Regions from separate parts of the Mus musculus genome. Here region 1 is linked to region 2. The links are chromatin loops, found by intact Hi-C in ENCODE. Cell type or tissue: heart. All regions are shown on one strand. Links, peaks and the distances in the headings refer to the core of each region. The heading gives the core; the rest is flanking DNA.

The links. Hi-C counts contacts between places; a loop is a spot of excess contacts. Peaks named below come from ENCODE experiments on the same cell type or tissue, not always from the same donor. Only the 100,000 strongest peaks of a DNase experiment are listed, where the experiment ranks them.
Region 1: it touches region 2 in a loop (6-fold over the local background); 2 of 42 quality-filtered maps call a loop at or near these places.

Annotation. Positions count from the first base shown.
Region 1 is chr3:95,312,786-95,318,154 of GRCm38, forward strand. It overlaps Anxa9 (annexin A9), which reads right to left and starts at 2,395. Exons shown (of 14, transcript NM_001379545.1): 1 at 2,018-2,395. It overlaps Cers2 (ceramide synthase 2), which reads left to right and starts at 2,405. Exons shown (of 11, transcript NM_029789.2): 1 at 2,405-2,560. LOC115489748 reads right to left here and starts at 3,011. Exons shown (of 2, transcript XM_030252979.1): 1 at 2,972-3,011; 2 at 1,959-2,779. The coding sequence starts at 3,011. The coding sequence ends at 1,977. In heart, for the core only: CTCF peaks have their summits at 2,911 and 4,803; DNase peaks (open chromatin) are centred at 2,416, 2,916 and 4,786; H3K4me3 peaks cover 3,806 bases; H3K27ac peaks cover 4,013 bases.
Region 2 is chr3:95,215,117-95,220,485 of GRCm38, forward strand. It overlaps Gabpb2 (GA repeat binding protein, beta 2), which reads right to left and starts at 2,826. Exons shown (of 10, transcript NM_029885.1): 1 at 2,473-2,826; 2 at 1,098-1,152. It overlaps Mllt11 (myeloid/lymphoid or mixed-lineage leukemia; translocated to, 11), which reads right to left. Exons shown (of 2, transcript NM_019914.4): 2 at 3,428-5,347. The coding sequence starts at 5,341. The coding sequence ends at 5,069. It overlaps Gm16740 (predicted gene, 16740), which reads left to right and starts at 2,341. Exons shown (of 4, transcript NR_108026.1): 1 at 2,341-2,942; 2 at 4,323-4,433. In heart, for the core only: no CTCF peak of the experiment used is centred there; DNase peaks (open chromatin) are centred at 2,235, 2,625 and 2,865; H3K4me3 peaks cover 2,188 bases; H3K27ac peaks cover 2,364 bases.

The DNA.
Region 1 (5,369 bases), core at 201-5,200, 98 kb after region 2:
TGGCAATGCCAACTGAGGGTGGAGGATGGGTTAGAAAGGCAGGCGTGGTGATTCTAATCTCCTGGTCCAGCCAGGGAGAGTGTGTGGGGAACAGCACCCCAGTGCTGGCGGAGGCCAGGGTTCTCCTCCTTCCATTTACTCTTTTGTATACCTTCTTATCTCCATTTCTCAGGCCCTCACTCTCCGATATCCTGCCTCTGCCCACAAAACTCCCCACTGCTTTCTGTTTTCTCTTTCTTCCTCTCTTCCTCTCTTTTAAAGTTAATTGCACTTACCCAGAGGACATATTTAAAAAGTCTGGTACAGCTGAGTGTGTTAGTTCACACCTGAAAATCCAAACCGTAGGAGGATTTTGAGTTTGGAACCGGGCTGGGCAACATAGTGAGATACTTTCTCAAAAAGATTAAAAATACATCCCAGGACAGCCAGGGCCACAGAGAGAAACTCTGTCTCGAAAAAACAAACAAACAAATGAAGTATCTGGTGGAAACCATGGGAAAGCCAAGTATTAAAAAAAAAAAAAAAAAAGAAAAGAAAAGAAAAGAAAAAGAAAAGAAAAAGGGACAATTCATCAAGAACGGTGGGGAGGGGTTAAAAAGGGTTAGCCAGTGCCCAAACAGCAGACTTGGTTGGAAAAAGAAGTGAGGGTGTATGTGTGTGCGCGTTGCAGAAGATTTTAGGAAGGCTACTGAAGAGGGATAGAGCAGAGTGCAGGGGACAGCCAGGCTTTTGTGGTGTATCATCTGTGCTGGGGTCTCACTGCAAGGACCAAGTGGGCAGACAGGCTGGAAATCATCCACTGCCTCTCTAACTCCCCAAACAGACAAGATCGAGAGCCAAACTCTCACACTAGAGTAGTGAGGTTACATCTCTTCCTAAGATCACAGGCAAAGCCCTGGTGCTAGAAGGCAGGCATACATTGTGAGGCAAGCCTCTGGCACAGGCTTAATGATGACAGACAAACGGCGGGGCTGGAGAGATGGCTCGGCGGTTAAGAGCACAGGCTGCTCCTTCAGAGGACCTGGGTTCATAACAAAGGCGGGAGAGACAGCTCAGCTGTCATGTTCTTACTTACAGAGGACCCGTTTGATTCTCAGCACCCACATAGCTGCTTACAACCTTATATAACTCCAGTTCCAGGGAATCTGATATCCTCCACTGACCTTGTTGGCCACCAGACATTCGTGGAACACATGCATACATTCAGGCAAAACACTCACACACATAAATTTAAAAAGAAAAAACAAAACTATTTTATGAAGGTTTAAAAAAAAACATAGTCTCCCAAATGCTGGGACTGTGCTTGGGCATGAGATGTGAAATTGCACCAGGCAGGGTTTTGGTTTTGTTTTGTTTTGTATTTTTTTTGGTTTTTCGAGACAGGGTTTCTCTGTGTAGCCCTGGCTGTCCTGGAACTCACTCTGTAGACCAGGCTGGCCTTGAACTCAGAAATCCGCCTGCCTTTTCCTCCCAAGTGCTGGGATTAAAGGAGTGCGCCACCACTTCCCAGGGGATAGTTTTTAAAGCATTTTTTACATGGAAGAAGCTAAGCTTAACTCTCCCGGTTAAGGGTCACTTGACAACTTAGTCAAGTTCTGTCCATAATGGGAGTATGGGAGATGGGAGTTAAGGCTGCTGGGCGCTTTCTCTCTCTCTCTCCCCCCCATCCGTCCCCTTATTTATTAATTTATATGAGTACAATGTGGCTGTCTTCAGACGCACCAGAAGAGTGCATGGGATCCCAGATAGTTGTGAGTGACCATGTGGTTGCTAGGAATTTAACTCAGTATCTCTAGAACAGCAGTCGGTGTTCTTAACCGCTGAGCCATGTCTCCAACCTGCTGCTCTCTTCTTGAGGCATAGATTTTATGGGACTATTTAAGGGAAAACAGGTTCTAATACGAAACTGATCACGGCTAACCATAGTGTAGCCTGGAGTACATTTTACAAAAGGTTTGAGTAGCTCTGTTAGGACTCTAAACAGCAGGGCTGGGGGAGGGGGCATTGTGGATCTCACCGTAGGGAGCATCGGGATCTGTGCAGGGTTTTCTCCGCGTGCACCCTTCCTCTGATGCCCAGTGAAGCCGGACGATGGGATTGTAGCATTCAACCCGGGGGTAAATCATGGGCTGAGGTCGCCGACCACACCAGGGCCGCGGGGTTGGGCAGAGGCAGCCAGCTCTGAACTGCTCTGGGCTCAAGCACCAGGGGGTCCCTGACCAATGTCCGGGTGGGCCGCAACCGCGCCACTCAGAGACCCAGGCGCCCTGCGGGGCACGTGCCACCCGCCCCGTCGGGGCTCCTCCGCTCCATAGGCGCAGCGCAGGGTTCCGGGCACCGGGCCCCGCCCGGCCGCGGCCCACACCCAACTCAGCTCCGCTACTGGGCTCGGCCTGGGCTCGCCGGGGCTCGGCGGGCAAAGGAGGAAGGAGGGAGGGAGCCGCGGGCAGCGGAAGGGGGAGGAGAGGACCCGGCCCAGTCAGTGCGCACCGGCCGGGCGCTAGAAGTGGGAAACGGAGTAGCGGCGCCCGGGCCGGAGCAGCTCTGCACCGGACGCCGAGTAAGTCTGTGCGCGGGTCCGCGAGGGTGGCGGGGCAGTGACGGGCGCGGGGGCTCAGGGTGCAGCTCGGAGGGAGCGGGGCCTCCACCGGCTCATGGCGGCCGGCCTGCCGGAGGGCGGGCCGAGCGCTGCTGGAGCGGGCGATCCGGGCCCGGCTGGGGCCTCGGACCAGAGAAGGCCTGCGGGGCAACAGGTAGGGGGACTGGGGCCGGGCGCTCGCTCAGGATCCATGGTACAGACGCCCCTTTGTTAGGAGTGGAGCAGTAGCGGACCTTCGGTGCTAGAAGCCCCTGCGGGCCCGCGTGCGTCCTGGGGCCTGAGTGTGGAGGCCGAGGAGGAACGGTGGCGGCCCCTGCTGTTGCTGCTGTTGCTGCTACTGCTACCGCCGCCGCTGCCGCCTCTGTTTCTGACCCCCTTGTGCCCATCCCAAGAGGGAGGTCAGAGTGTCCATGTGCCTAACGGGAAACAGGAAGGAGTACACTCTTTAGTGTCTGTCCCGGCCCCAAAGGGCTCACATTCCTATACCGTTATGGGGCGTGTTTGGCCAGCTCTGGGTTGTAACTTGCTAATTACAGGCCCAGAGGCCCTCAAGTTAGTTGGCTACCTGCAGGTGGGTGGCATTTCTTTTTAGCCTGAGCTTGGGAATTCCTGTGCCTAAGCTGCACTCCTGGCATCCAAACCAGATCTCACTTATCCGAGTTTCCAGCCTCAGCTGTCAGGGTGTTCTAAGCGCTGTGAGGTCTGGAGTGAGCCGGTCTTCCCCAGAACTGAGTTAGGGAAGGCCTCCCCCAGAAATTACTTCTGTTTGTGTGAGAGCTGGGGTAGGGGGTCACTTCCCATCCCAGAGCTAAGGTGACTGTCTTGCATTTGTGATGGGGCCCCTAAGGTCAAATATTCCGTTCCTTAGGTCTTGTTTCTGGCCACATAGTGCCTAATTTCTAAGGGGTGTGGTGTGGTGTGCTGTGTGTGTGAACTAGTTCTGGTGCCTCTATTCTCACTGGAGCCTCTGACTAGGTTTCTCTCTGTCGCTGGCCACAGGGAGACTGACATTGTACAGTTCCTTTCAACACTACCCCATTTGCCGCTGCTACTTCAACCTACTGGCCTCTCCCTGTCTCTGGAAGGCATATTCTTATATAGTGTTTGGGGTTGGAGCAGGGAAGTTTGTGAAACATCCCAGAGAAGCCTGAGGCCACGGTTGTCACAGCCTCACCCCTTAGCTTTACCAGAATCTGCCCTGTATTTTTGGGCTCATACTTTAGCCCGAAGCAGTTGACTTCTATTGCTCTTCAATATCTAGAAAGAAGTTCTTTTTTTTTTTTTTTTTTAAATGGTTGTTGATTTTGTTTTTTTTTTTTTTTAGATTTATTTATTTCATTATATGTAAATACCATAGCTGTCTTCAGACACTCCAGAAGAAGGCATCAGATCTCATTACGGATGGTTGTGAGCCACCATGTGGTTGCTGGGAATTGAACTCAGGACCTTCAGAAGAGCAGTCAGTGCTCTTAACCACTGAGCCATCTCTCCAGCCCTAGAAAGAAGTTTTTTGTTTTTTGTTTTTGTTTTTTTGGTTTTTCGAGACAGGGTTTCTCTGTATAGTCCTGGCTGTCCTGGAACTTATTTTGTAGATCTGGCTGGCCTTGAACTCAGAAATCCGCCTGCCTCTGCCTCTGGAGTGCTGGGATTAAAGGTGTGCACCACCACGCCCGGCTCTATGTCGCCTTCTTAATGGTTGCTCAGACTTGAGAGCCCTGTGAAACCGTCTCTATCCCACTATCTACTGTCTCACTGGCCCTGAGGTTTTCTTACAGGTCACACTTCTATCCTCCCAGCTTTCTGGCTCTGCAGGTGCCCATCTCTCACCCTATTACACTTGCATTGGAGGGTGGGGTGGGGAGGAATCAATCAGAGTTGGAGCCAGGCAAAAACCTTGCTTAGGTTTCAAGTAATATAATCCTTGTGAAGTCCGTGCTGTATTGGCTCCTCTTCAGCCTGTGATTCTGAAAGTGGTGCCTGTCTCTGAGGCAGGTGTGTGTGAGGAAGACAGATGGACACTACACTGGATCTCCTCACGTGTGCAGGCGGTATAATTTTTGTGAGTGGAAGAGTTGCAGGTGTAATTAAGTTGCAGGTGTAATCAAGGTGTAATCAGCCCTTAGGGGCTGGATGTCGCCTTCTCTCTAGTTCTGATTTCATGTTGATGGAATGCTCTGTCTGATGTGCTGTGCCAAGTAGCCGCCAGGGGCGCAGCAAGGAGCCAACTGGCTCTGAGGAGGTGTGTAAGGCTGACTAGAAACCCTAGTCCCTTCTCCTCCTGTTGAGTCAAACGTCCTGACCCTGCTTGCCTCTGGTGCTGCTTCTCTACTGTGGAAGTTCAGAACAACAAAGAAGGACACATCAAGCTTGAAGCCCAGTGTGCAGGCCCCCAGCAGTCTTCACTTCCCAGGGACACAGCGCAAGAATCCCCAGGTTGAGATAGGTGTGCTGTTCTGTGACTACCCAACCCCCACCCTCTAGCTCCTTACCTTTTTGGTAGGGATAAGCAAGGCACTAGACATTCCTACGCTGCTGGAGCCCGGGAGAGAGGCTCCACCCACTCGGGGCCCTTAGCTAGCTCTCTGAATCTTTAACTCTCGAAAGGCTCTATGAAGAAAAACATCCTAGTTATGGGACGGCTTGGAGATGGCCCAAGGCTAGGGTTGCCTGTGTGCTTGATTTTAGGTCTCACTGGAGGAAAAGTTAGGCACTGAGGAACACAGTAGCCAGGCGACAAGGTCAGGAATTAGTCCCTATTTCCTATCCAGTT
Region 2 (5,369 bases), core at 176-5,175:
ACATTTCTGAGTTGCTAGGACTTCTCTGACCCACAGAGGATATGGAACTCAAAGACAAGAACAGACTCCAGGCAGGACTGACCTAAAAGCCACTCCTTCTACACCTCTTGCTTAAATGTGGTTCTGAAGGCTTTATTGGTACTAACTCTAGACATCATTCTCCTAACGTGGGATCGGATCAGACCAATCTGGACAGAGCATCATGTGATGAGGAATAGTTGAGATCAAAGCACCAGGCATATCAAAGCTGTCTTCAGAGAAAACTCTTTAGAAACAAGCATGAGCAGGTGTGTCACGATGAAAATGAAGTCACGCCGGGCCTGACAACATCTGCCTGTGACCGCAGCACTCTGGGAGACTAAATCAGGATGATGATGAGTTGACGTTGGCCTAAGTGTCATAAGACCATGTTTCAAACCAACAAAGGAGGGCAGTTGCTTGTGCCGGACCTTGTAAAAGTAACCGATGCCAAGAATTATGGGAAAACAGTTCTTATATTTGGTTACTTGACAGGGACATGACTTCTGACATGCCTTCTTTCCTGCCCTGTCACTCCTGATTTAACCTATAGCATCTACCTAGATTAAAATGCATTTGCAAGACGATGATTTTGGAGATCAGTGAGGTCTATATACGGCTTGGTGGGTGAACATATCTGCTGCCAACCTGGTGTCCTGATGGATCCCCAGTTCCCACATCCTCTCTTTTTTGTTTTTTCCGAGACAGGGTTTCTCTGTGTAGTCCTGGCTGTCCTGGAACTCACTCTGTAGACCAGGCTGGCCTCGAACTCAGAAAATCGCCTGCCTCTGCCTCCCGAGTGCTGGGATTAAAGGCGTGCGCCACCACGCCCGGCTCCCACATCCTCTAAGTTGTCCTCTGATCTCCACATGCATGAAAGTCATGGTATGTGTGTAAGTGAGCACACATACACAAAATGTAATAAAGTATTTTAAATAAAAAGCATTATGGGGAGACTGGTGGGTCATTCTTCTAGCTCCCCATACATAAAGGCTGGTAGAACCCTAAGACCAGAGAATAACATAGGCAATTGAAATTAACTAATTAGCTTGTGTGTGTTTCTGTGTGTATTCACTCACCATAGCATGTGGAAGCCACAGGACAACTCGCAGGAGTTGGTTCTCTCCTTCAACTCTGTGGATCAAACTCAAGACTGTCAGTCTCGCTGGCTTTATATGCTAAGTTCCACCTGCCCAACCTATACAACCCCATGGTTCTGAATGCTACAGAGGGGAACTGTTCTCCCTTACTGGATATGCATCCACATAAACTTCACATGAGCGTTTGTCTAGTGTGTATCCTAAGATTTTTCTAAATTCTCTTCCTAGTCCCTCTGTGCTAGGAGTTGAATCCAGGGCCACAGGCATGCTACATTCACACTTGCCTCTGAGCTATACTCCCAACCCTGCCTCCTAGGAATAGGAAGCCAATAAAATACAAAACAAGACCAGGAGACCTTTCTGGGTCAAGTAGCACAGGCTGGCCTTGAACACCTGGATCTTTCTCTCTCCTCTTCTCAAGCACTGAGTACTTAGTGTTCAGAACTTTCAATAAATATTTTAATAACCATGGAGTGCCTGAGCACTTGACAAAGCAGCCCATTACCAAAGAATAATAACTTTTGTTTATCATTTGGGTGTGGTGGTTTGTTCTTTGCAAAGCATGTACAAAAAACATGGCTCACCTCAGTAATTCCAACACTCCAGGGGCTAAGGTTAGAGAATCGCTGTGAGGCAGCCAATCCAAACTACATAGTAAGACCCAAATATTGGATTGGAAACTAGAGAAAATCCTTTATAGGAAGAGGGAGACAGCAGAATTCCTGGAGGAAATCTGTGACAAGAGGTGCACGCTAAGAAAGAAAGCAATTGAAGAATTCTCGGTCTGTACTTTTTTTTCTTTTTCTCCCCCCCCTCACCCCCCACACATTCCCACTGGGAGGCCAGCTGTACAAGCATCTGTGTTGAGAACTGGATATAAGTCCATGACTGCTCTTGTTCACATTATGAACTTACTAAAGTTTCACGTTATTACTGGACCTTGAAAAGTCCAGTTCCCACTTCCTCCCTAGTCACATATCCCTCAGTTTTTGACATCAGCACTCTGCCAAACTCAGGGGCGCCAACTTGCAAGTGGGAGCCCCAGTCTGTAGTGGCAGCCCGGACTCCTGCGCCACACCGCCCCCTCGTGGTCACCCCATGTGGCCTTGGCTTCCCGGAGTCCAGCTCCCCAGCCCCAGGTCTTCCACCCACCCCCTTCACCTCCCAGTCCCCTCCCCTTCCTCCCGACAGCATCCCCTTCCTCTTGGTCCCTCTCCCCCCCGCCGCCACCCCCGCTCCGGCAGTGTGCAGGCCGGCGCCCACAGGTCCTGGCCGGGCTGGGCCGGCCACTTATCACTGCCCCTTGCATCGCAGTTCGGAAGCTCCGGAACCCTGCGTGTCCTTTCCCCCTCACCTATTCCGGAGCGCTGCCGGCTTCGCTCTCACTGGGCCCGCCAGTTTGGTCCCGTTTCTTTCTCTAGTTAAGACTCCTTGCCAGCGGCCTCACTTTTCGGCCTTTTCACATATGCATATTTGGGGGGGCCCTTACCCCCCCTCACGGAGAAATGGAGGCAATAAAATGGCGGACCCGGAAGTGAAGGCGCTGTGACTATACGTCCTGGCGGAGGAATCTGAAGGAAATGGGTTAGCGGAGCCACTTTGCCCTTCTCTCAGGACCTCAACGCACCTCTGAGTCCGACTCCTTCCTACTGAGGACCTCGTGAGCTGGAAAAACGTATACCGCGGGCATCCTGAGCGGGACTACTTAGCGAGGCGCAGGATCACCGATTACGTGGCTTACGTGAGGGATAGTTCCGGCAGGGGACGGACGCAGATGGTAGTTTTGGCGCCAACCAGTGCAGCGCTCGGAGGAACTGGTTACTGGTGCGTGTTGGCGTCCGCACTCTACCTTCCTGCTGGTTCAACGCCGGGCTAACTTGAGGGTTGGGGGAGAATCTTGCTTCCGCTATTCGGGACCTTCTGGTTATGCACTCCTGTCTGACCGGACACTTTCCCAGTGTCCTGAATATAGGTCAGGAAAGAACCCCTGAACTTTTGGGGGGAAGACTAGAATAGGATGGGACATGAAATTGCATGTCTTTCATTTACCAGTCTATCTTGGTTTCTGTTCACCATTTTAACTGATATAAGGACCGAGAGAAAGCTCGGAGAAAACCTTTCAAAAATCAATAACAGGACGCTGGAGCAATGCCTTAGGAGACCCCAGTTCAATTCCCAGCACCCACATTGCAGCTTACAACTGCCTTTAACTCCAAGATCTGACACCCTCACACAAGCAAGCATACATTTAGGCAAAACACCAATGCACACTAAAAATTAAAATCAGTAATAATAACAAACACGCCTTTGATCACAGCAGGAGGCACAGGTCTCCTAATTTAATACCAAAGTGCTAGGCCCACCCTAGCAGAGTCCAGCAGAGTCAGGTGGATTTCTCTGAGTTCAAGGCCCGCCTCCGAAGAAAACCACACAAATTTAAAAGTTAATAATGGGCTGGGGGGCGTGGCTAATCTCTGAGCACTGGCTGCTTACAGGGGAACCCTAGCAGGGCCTTGTAGATGCTTGGCAAGCCCTTCTACCATTGAGCTATGTCCAAATCCTAAATTGTTCTTCAAAGTCAAATATTAGACAGACAGAAGGAAGCGCTGGAGAGATGACTCAGTGGTTAAGAGCACTGACTGCTCTTCCAGAGGTCCTGAGTTCAATCCCCACCAACCACATGTTGGCTCACTTGTAATGGGACCCAATGCCCTCTTCTGGTGTGTCTGAAGAGTGCAACAGTGTACTCATATATAGTATAGTAAATCTTTTTAAAATAAAAAGAAAAGCTTCACTTAAAAAAAAAAAGAAAGAAAAAAAGATAAAAGGGAAAGCTGGATTCGGAAGTGTGAGTAAAATCTGTAGTACTTCATTGGAATGGAAAAAACTAAGCCCCAGACTTAGGATTTAACGTCTTTATTCCATAAATGAATAAACAGCTCCGCAATTCATCTGCAATAGCTTTGGAAGGAATGGGGACGGGTAGGGTCTGAACATAACTGCTTACTTCACGGTCTTATGGCGGCCAAAGAACTGTGTCAGGAATCACTGATTCCTATCACATACTGCAACTACAGAAAGGCAAAGCTAAAATACTTAGGACCAAAACATCTGCCTGTTCCATGACAAAATCACAATTTTATATAAATTCCCCTAATAATACTCTGGTGTTTCTTTAGATCAGATACATCTTTTGTCTTTTAGGAATTATCCTCATAGTGAAGTTTCCCTGTGAAGACTCAAATCTGATTTTCTGAGCATTTCTACCCACAGCTGGAAGCAGAGCTGGATATTAAAGGAGCTACCTCTGAAACGGTGCGATGTTTTTCCTCATCCCACTCCTTTGTTTCCCACCTTTAACTGCCTGCGTGTTTCTGGGGAAGAGAATGCATTGTAAGCAGCAGCAGCATTTCTTATCTTAGCCTTTTAGAAATCCTGTTTTGTAGAAAGTGTCTCAAAACTTCCAGGTTCTCATTACTTCTTGAAGCAGTATTTGCTTACTGGCCTGGTAGAGGACATTAGGGAGGCTCAAGTAATCTTTGAAGTTGATTAAAATGTAACAAACAAACAAAATAATTGGTCTCCCATTTTGCACAACTGTACCTCTCTGTGGTGCCTCAAATAAGGGTGATTCTTTTCTGGGATTAGTTAATATTCTCCGGGCTGACGGGAGGAAATCCTATGATCTAGTACTCCATTGATTAAACCCTTGACTTTGTGCCTAGAGGGCTTTTGAGAGAAACGGAGTAGGCAGATAAATAAATAAATAAATAAATATAGATAGATAAATAAGTACGTACATACATACAAACCTACAATTCAATTGGCAGATTCATCAGCACCACCAGCACAATAGAGGGAAGAGAACAAGATTAAAGTGGAAGGCTTAGAGAGGAAGGGACTTAAGAGGGAAGATAATGAAGGTACGGGGTGGGAGAGAGATCTTGGCCTTAAAGCAAGTCCAGGTCGACAGAGTGGATGCTGGCAATAGGCGCTCTCCAGAAGTTGAAGGTGCTGTACTCAAGGAGGGGGTCACCTTCAGGGTTCTTCTGCTCCGTCCCAGATGCCTGCCCGTTCATTTTGCCAACGCTGCTGCTATCCTTGCTCTCGTAGGTAGGTGTATCTGACAGGCCCAGGCCTTCCAGCTCCGACAGATCCAGTTCTGGGATGGGCATCCTCCAGAAAAGAAAGGAGCTGTACTGGCTACTTACAGGGTCCCTCATGATCCCCTGAGGAAGAGCAAATCACGTG